Regions from separate parts of the Homo sapiens genome. Here region 1 is linked to region 2. A link is a contact called in ENCODE Hi-C or POLR2A ChIA-PET data. All regions are on one chromosome and are shown on one strand. Each heading gives the region's core, a stretch centred on a gene start or an enhancer-like site at or near the end of the contact. The rest is flanking DNA. Distances are from core to core; before and after follow the strand shown.

Region 1 (4,050 bases), core at 273-2,772, 130 kb after region 2:
CGGACTGCTCTCCCCTTCTACGCCCAAGCACCGCCGGTCTGCCCTGCTGCGCCTTCCACCGGCCTCCCAGAGCCTCCAGCCATACAGCAGAGATGGTGGTTGGGATAAGAGTTTGAAGAGAGTGGAGCAGGTCTGGAACAGGTATTCTGGAGAATAGGGGAGAGAACAGAGTAGGAAAATTTCCACAAGGCAATTGCCTGAGACTGTCCAATTTGCAGACCAGGGCTTTTCAGCCTCAGGACTGTTGACATTTTGGATTGAAGAATTCTGTGATGGGGGCTGTCCTGTGTGTTCTAAGATGTTTAGCAGCATTCTTGGCCTCTGCTCCCTAGATGCCAGTAGCACTCCCCTAATTATGACAATAAAAAATGTCCGCAGACATTGGTAAATATTACTTAAGTGGGAGAATGGCCTCTGGTTGAGGACCACTGAGGCCAGCCAATGCGTACTACAGGAGAAACATCACACAACCTGCAGATTGGTGTCACACATTTATGGCCCTGACCTGGCCTCTCAGTTCTATCTGGTTCTTCTGTTTTCCTCATAGGCGAAGTAATGGTTCTAACCTAGAAGACAGAATGAGGTGAAGACAGGCTAACTTCTCTAAGCTCTCAATGACTCACGAGATAATAGATGTCAAGATAGAACCTACTAAGTGTTCAGTAAATGTTATCTATTGTCATTTCCAGGAGGGGGCTGATTGAAACTGAAGAATAGTACAGTAGGAGGAGAGGACCAGGAGCTGAAAAGACAGGTCGCTATGTTGAGAGAGAGAGAGAGGAAGAAAGATCTAATAGGACTTCAAAGGCTGTGGTAGATGTATTACTGTCAAAACCTGCGCAGCTTTTCTCTACCAGGCCTTGGAAAAGATTGCACTTCCTGCACCACTGGCAGCGGGCTGGCCAATGGGATGCAAGTGGAAATGAACTGTGCTATTCTGAGCAGAGGCTTAGGGACCATTGTGTGGGTAAGTCAGTGCTCTTTTTCCTCCACGTGAGGCTAGTGTGTCCCAAAATGGGGGCTGCTCCCTTTGACCTGTCTCCAAGACTGAAGAGAACAGGGACCATAGCTGTACCTATCCTGCGAGGGACAAAGGAACAAGCTTTTGTTAATTCAAGCGATTGAGATTTGGGGGTTTGTTACCACAGTGTAATTTGGCATAAGCTGACTGGCATACGGTGGAGCATCCCAGATGAGGGCAAGCTCCCAGGGCCTAACAGAGTGAGTGGCTGGAGTATGTGAAGGTGAAATTCTTTGACATGAAGTGGTTAAGGTCCCACGAGGCCGTGGTGTTAGATGGGTCATTCATGTGATGTTGTTATCATCCAGGAAGCTGGTAGGAGGTAGGAACCCAAAGTCTGTAATGAACAAGGGAAAGTGTGAGCAAAGTCAGCAGATGACAGCAGTAAAGGAGGAGTAAAGGGGAGTATAGATCTAAATATATATATGTATATGTGTGTGTGTGTGTGTGTGTATGTGTGTGTATATATATGCAGAGATTTGGTATATATATGTGTATATATATATGTGTGTGTATATATATGTGTGTGTGTGTGTATATATATATATGTGTATATATATATATGCAGAGATTTGGAAGTGTGGAAGAATAGGGGTCTGAGTGCAGTACTGGGGAGGCCCCATACCCTATCCTGAAAGCACATGAGGTATGGGAAAGTGACCACCAAGATCCTTTGGAGGGAAAGCCAGGTATCTTTTAAGGCAAAGAAGAGGAGGAAAGAAGAGTTTGCAGATGTAGGCAGGAAGTTGTTTATGAAACAGAGTGATAGGCCGGGTGCGGTGGCTCACACCTGTAATCCCAGCACTTTGGGAGGCCGGAGGTGGGCGGATCACCTGAGGTCAGGAGTTTGAGACCAGCCTGGCCAACATGGTGAAACCCATCTCTACTAAGAATACAAAAATTAGCTGGGCGTGGTGGTGGGCACCTGTAATCCCAGCTACTCAGGAGGCTGAGACTGGAGAATCGCTTGAACCCAGGAGGCGGAGGTTGCAGTGAGTGGAAATCAAGACATTGCACTCCAGCCTGGGCGACAAGAGCAAAACTGTCTCAAAAAGAAAAAAAAAAAGAAAGAAAGAAACAGAATGATAGTGTAGTTGGAGTCAAGAGTTGACTGCTTTGAGAACTTGTCTCCAGAAAAAGGGCATGTACTTGTGCAAAATGTTATATGCAAATTCAAAAAACATTTAGACTTCCTAGAACCATCTGTGGACCCTAGATTAAGAACCCTGATCTGGAACAGTGGCTCTCAAACTTGAGCAAACAGTTTGACAGGTCTGACGGTGTTTGACAGGTTGTTGGGCCTCACCCAGAGGTTTCAGTAACGTAGGTCTGCATGCGGTCCAAGCATTTGCATTTCTATCAAGTTCCCAGGTGATGCTGATGTTTCCGGCCTAGAAACCACATTCTGAGAACCACTGCTGAAGTCTAAGGCTAAGGGGGAAAGGTTTGGGGAGAGGAAGAGGAACAGTGGGAAATGGTTAAGGACAAGATTATGAAAGCATCATGGGGATGAGAATGGATTTTTGTTTTGTTTTACTAGGCTTAGGCAGATACTCCAATATTTCTGACACATACATACACGGAAAACCTTGCAAGAGTGGAGAAAAGAAGGGAGAGGTGAGTGAGCACTTATTTTAAGTTTAGGGCAAGGGGTGCAAAAAAATATCTTTTATAGCCTTAAGGATCACTTTCTTGAACACCCTTACTTTACAACAACAGATGTGATATCAAGTATCACATGGCCAATTCACACCTTTGGTCTGGTAACCAGCTCTTGCCCCCTCTCAGTCTAGGGCTTGTTCCCCTTCATCATTAACCTCTAAGAGAATCACTAGTGGGAAATAAGCTATGCTTTTGATTCAAGGTAAAGAGACTCGAACTTTCCAGTGCCCTAAACTGGGAAATCTTAAACTCCAGCAAAGTACAATGCTCAAAACTGGGTAAAGCTGCTACCTTCGTAGGGGATACATTTTGGAGAAAATTGCATCTACTTTCTTCTTTGTCTTTTCTTTTTGTGTGAGTGTGAGTGTGCATGACAGTTTGTCTATGTTTGAAAACCTGACCATCAGCATTCCTGGAATTCTTGGCAATGAATTAGGATTGCCAGTTAGCTGCCTGCTGGGTGACCTTAGGTAGTTCACCTCGTGTCTCTAAGCCTCAGCTTCCTAATCTGTGAAACAGGCTGATGGACCAGTGAGATAACGCCTGTGAGGTGCTTATCACCTGATACTGCCTCTTCTTGCTGGCACATCAAGCTGGAGGATTGCAGCATCTGAACACGAATGACCAATCAAATCTCGGGCCTATACCCCACAGACGTAACCTTTATCTCCCACCAGAGGGCACCAGTAACCTATAAAAATCTAAGGGGGCGGGCGGTCCCTCTTGCCCTTAACATCGTTGAATCTGCTTGAGTATAACTCCCTTAAGTCTATTGAAATATTCTTACCCCTGGTGTTTTAAGAAATCATTTGAAAAATACCTCTCACACCCAGAAGGAAAATATGGAGTAGAAGTGTAGGGTAAATGGTGCTCCAACTCCCCACCAGCCACCAAGAGAGCTCTATTTCCATTTTGTATTTTGTCCATTTTTACCATTCAGTCTCCATCTCCTCGAGACTATCTGTAACCTAGTTTTACAAATTATTCTCTCAGTAATAACCTATTGCAGTTCCCTTCTTCCTGGTTTATTCAAATGAACTGAACTGCTGTTTTTTTTCCCTTTGATGTACAACCTCCCGCCTCCTAGCCTATCGGGCCAGCCTTCCTTCCAGCAGGCAGTAGGGGGAGGGATCTATTTCTGAGCCTCGGTAGAGCCTCAGAAGCTGTTTCCCTGAATCCCTCTGTGATGAGAGCCTAGTGGTCAACAGGTACCTATCACAAAAGGCTGTATTCCAGGAGAAAACTCTTTCCCCATCTAAGGAAGGGAAACGACTAGAAGTTGAGGCTACCCACCACCACCTCCCTGAAAACATTACAGACTTCAGGGACTCAATGATAACCAATGTGTATCTGTGTCCTGTATACAC
Region 2 (3,747 bases), core at 140-2,639:
CTTTTTTCACATTTCATTTGCGTTTCCAGTCCCCTAGCACCCATTTCCCAGCAGCCTCCATTTCTAGGGACCCTCACAATTCCTCCTGTGCTGCACATCTGTGCCCAGGTCTGACACCTGCTCAGCATCTCATGACTACATTTCCAAGGGCCCCAGACAAGAAAACCAAACAGCAGGCCAGAGTCCTGTGGCTCCCCAGAAATGGCTCGGGAGCCCTCAGTTTCTCCCATCGATGTAAAAATCCTTTTTTTTTTTTTGAGATGGAGTCTCGCTCTGTCACCCAGGCGGGAGTACAGTGGCGCAATCTCGGCTCACTGCAACCTCCACCACCCGGGTTCAAGCGATTCTCCTGCCTCAGCCTCCCCAGTAGCTGGGATTACAGGCACACACCACCGCACCCAGCTAATTTTTGTATTTTTAGTAGAGGGGGGTTTCACCATGTTGGCCAGGCTGGTCTCAAACTCCTTAGCTCATGATCTGCCTGCCTCAGCCTGCCAAAGTGCTGGGATTACAGGCATGAGCCACCGCACCCGGCCAAAAAATTCATTTAAAAAGTTGTTTGTTTGTTTTGAGACTGAGTCTCGCTTTGCCGCCCAGGCTGGAGCGCAGTCACGTGATCTCAGCTCACTGCAACCTCTGCCTCCCGGGTTCAAGCGATTCTCCTGCCTCAGCCTCCTGAGTAGCTGGGATTATAAAAGCATGCCACCACACTAATTTTTGTATTTTTAGTAGAGATGGGGTTTCACCATGTTGGCCAGGCTGCTCTCGAACTCCTGACCTCAGGCAATCTGCCCACCTAGGCCTCCCAAAGTGCTGGGATTACAGGCGTGAACCACTGCGCCCGGCCTGAAAAGTAGTTTTTAAAAAAATTGCAGTAAAATATGTGTAACATAAAATTTGCCATCTTAACCATTTTTAAGTGTACAGTTCTGTGGAATTAACCATATTCACACTGTCATGCAACCATCGCCACTATCCAACTTCATAGCTCTTTTCATCTTGCAAAACTGAAGCTCTGTACCCATTAAACAACCACACCTACCTCCCCTCAGACCTGGGCAACTAGCTTTCTACTTTCTGCCTCTAGGAGTCTGACTACTCCAGGTAACTCAGATAAGTGGAATCGTGCCGTTTTTGTTTTTTTGTGACTGGCTTATTTCACTTAGCAGAATGTCCTCAAGGTCCATCCACGTTGTTACCCGTGTCGAAATCTCCCTCCATTTTAAATGCTGAATAATATCCCACTGTATGTACATATGACATTTTGCTTATCCATTTGAAAAATGGTGTAACTCTTTAAAAAATTAGAAATTTTGAAACATCAGATTCAACCATGCCTTCCTTTCTGGCCAGTGGGCCTGGAGTGAGAGCTCTTGCGTGCAAGGAGAGCTTGGCCAGCAGGGGGAGCACTTGTCATCAAACTCCATACCAGGCCAAGCAAAGCAGGCAGATGTTTAGTCCAAAAGGGTATTTTCTGCCCCTGCAGCCCTGACCACCTCCCATCCCGTATCCTTTCCCCCTCCCCGACATCCCTCTGTGCAGATAGTAAAGGGGGCAGCTACCTGGGCAAGTGGGAAGAAGGGAAGAGCAGCCGCAACTTATTGTGTAATTCCTGGAACTCCTCAAAGGTCCGCTGGATGTAGGTGGCCTCGTGAGTGTTCTCTCGCATCACCTTTACCACATATATCTGCAAAGGTCCAGATCTTAGGGTGTACCTGCCGAGCCCTCTGCACCCAGTGAAGGGTGTAGGAAAGGTCCGGAAGTGTATGTATGTGCTGAGGGGAGGGGCACATTCCAGAAGGAAGAGAGCAAGAGTGGAGACAGATGATAGCACATACACAGGAATCTAAAAGCAGACTTCCCACATATGTTGCCAGGATCCTTGACTCAGAGGGAATAACCATCCAATTCAGCTACCCAATTCTAGGCAGATCACGTGAGCAAAGGAGAGGGAAGTGGTCCAGGACTGCTCCCAGCACAGGACGCTCGGTCAACTCCTGTGCCCACTGTGCAAGTGTGGAAAAAGTCAGGATCCCAGCAAGCCAGGGTCAGCAGAGAGCAGGAAAGGGGGTCAGATTGGAGAAAACACTTACATAGCCTTTGTTGGGGTGGAAGATCTTCTCATGGCGGCAGAGGAAAACATCACTGATTCGGCCAGAGCTCTTGAGAGTGTGTGTTCGGGAGGCAAAGGAGAGGGTCAGCCGGTCATCTGAGCCCGTGAACTTCATCTGAGCCAGATTATGGATGAAAAAATTGAGCTTTGTGGCTACACTGCCCAGGCTGGACTCAATCAACCTGGCAGGAGGATAAGAAAAGAGGATATAACCATGAACCCAAATTCCTGCTGCCTCGACAGGGGTGTTCCAAGGAATATTCCTGACTCCTGAGACTAACAATCAGCTCAGATCAAACCATTTTCCTGTGTCATATCCTCATAAAGCAAATGACTGGCACACAATAATCTCATGCAATTTGCTCATGTGAACCCCAGGGTCTTATCTCCTCCCCTGGCTGCCCACCTGAGCCAAAAACCATCAAACCAAGGTAGAAAGGAACTAGGAACTCACTCTCTCTGTGTAAATGTCTAAATATCAAAAAATTTCAAGGTTCATTACAATAGAACCTCACCAAGCACTGTTCAATCTCAGATTTCAATTCAGCGGGAGAGGTCCTGTGTTAGGAGACCTAACAGAGAAAGTTTAATTCTCTGAATTCCAAAAAGAGTGGAGAACATTATCTACAGGGACCACATTTTGCAGGCATTCATAGATAAACACATCCTTGCTTTCACACACAGTGTACCTAAAAACATTGTCAAATATGAGGAGACTGAATCATGGAACTCCATGTTCTGGCAAGGGGGAAGCGTCTGACCAAGAAAGTTAAAAGTTATTACAAAAGCCACATTATACATTGCCCCATAGACAAAGTATTTGATGGGACCTAGTGAGAATGTAGATAAGAGTGATGGCAATACCCTTGTGTGCAAAGGTTAGCACCAAAACACAGATGGGAAACCAAGGCTGAGAGAAGCAAAATGATTTACCTAAATCACGGGCAAAGTTGGGACAATGTATCCACGTGGTCAGCTCTAGGCTCTAGCATCTGAGCTAAGCTTTTCACCTTTCCCCAGTCCTCCTCCTGCCAATCCGGCAGGCTGGGAATTACTCAGGGTGGGCAGTGCTGATTCGCTCAGGGAATCATTTTACCTAGTGAAGTAGGTAGTGGCATTGGCCTCTGTATCCTGAGGCCTCAGGGCATCGTACACATACTTGAGGTCCTCCAGGTCTGAGAGTTCAGGGATCCCACAGGACAACATCTAGAAGGAGCAGAAAGAAGAAGAGAGGGTGCCTGTAACAACAGAGAATTCTTGCTGCTTCTCTACCCTTAGGCAAGGTTTTCTACAGCTAGGCTCCCTAACCCTTCTAGAGGGTGGTAGACAGATGCTGTGGGCAGTGGCTGGAGGGCCACAGGAACTGAAGGGCTGGAGCAGGGAGTCAGGCACCTACACAGACATCATTGTCCTCAGGTAGTCTGGGTCCCTGCCTTTATCTAGGGCAGGCAGGTATTCAGTTGGGGCTCAGAGAGGTAAATCTCTAGAAATCCTCTGCGGCAAGACAGGGAAGTCTTAAAGATGATGCCAGATAATAAGAAGAAGGTATTCGGAAAGGGATGGAGCTCCTCACCAGGCCCAGAAGGTTGAGGAAGAGGTGGGTGTGCTTGCGAATGAGGTTGTAGGCTTGGCAG

What was found. Hi-C counts contacts between places; a loop is a spot of excess contacts on that map. ChIA-PET counts read pairs that join two places held with the same protein, here RNA polymerase II (POLR2A). Pooled maps may share reads with other maps.
Region 1: a map of naive thymus-derived CD4-positive, alpha-beta T cell shows a loop between it and region 2 (3-fold over the local background). The contact joins the promoter of LRRN2-AS1 here to the enhancer-like site in region 2. A Hi-C loop is called at or near these places in 3 of 168 maps with a recorded cell type or tissue (CD8-positive, alpha-beta T cell, OCI-LY7 and naive thymus-derived CD4-positive, alpha-beta T cell), 1 of 37 single-sample maps with no recorded cell type and 8 of 50 pooled maps. POLR2A ChIA-PET finds 5 or more read pairs at or near these places in 5 of 52 experiments (B cell, OCI-LY7, PC-9 and 2 more).

The regions. Positions count from the first base shown.
Region 1 is chr1:204,562,649-204,566,698 of GRCh38, forward strand. LRRN2-AS1 (LRRN2 antisense RNA 1) reads left to right here and starts at 1,523. Exons shown (of 13, transcript XR_007066814.1): 1 at 1,523-2,638. RefSeq lists a silencer at 3,179-3,268.
Region 2 is chr1:204,430,107-204,433,853 of GRCh38, forward strand. PIK3C2B (phosphatidylinositol-4-phosphate 3-kinase catalytic subunit type 2 beta) reads right to left here. Exons shown (of 33, transcript NM_001377334.1): 25 at 3,687-3,747; 26 at 3,210-3,319; 27 at 2,094-2,295; 28 at 1,563-1,687. Among named protein-coding and RNA genes, the nearest start is that of PPP1R15B, 20 kb to the left of the region's middle. RefSeq lists an enhancer at 1,255-1,549. Within about 2 kb of position 1,390, at least 3 of the 41 ENCODE cell types and tissues checked have a DNase peak (open chromatin) inside an H3K27ac peak, as active enhancers do.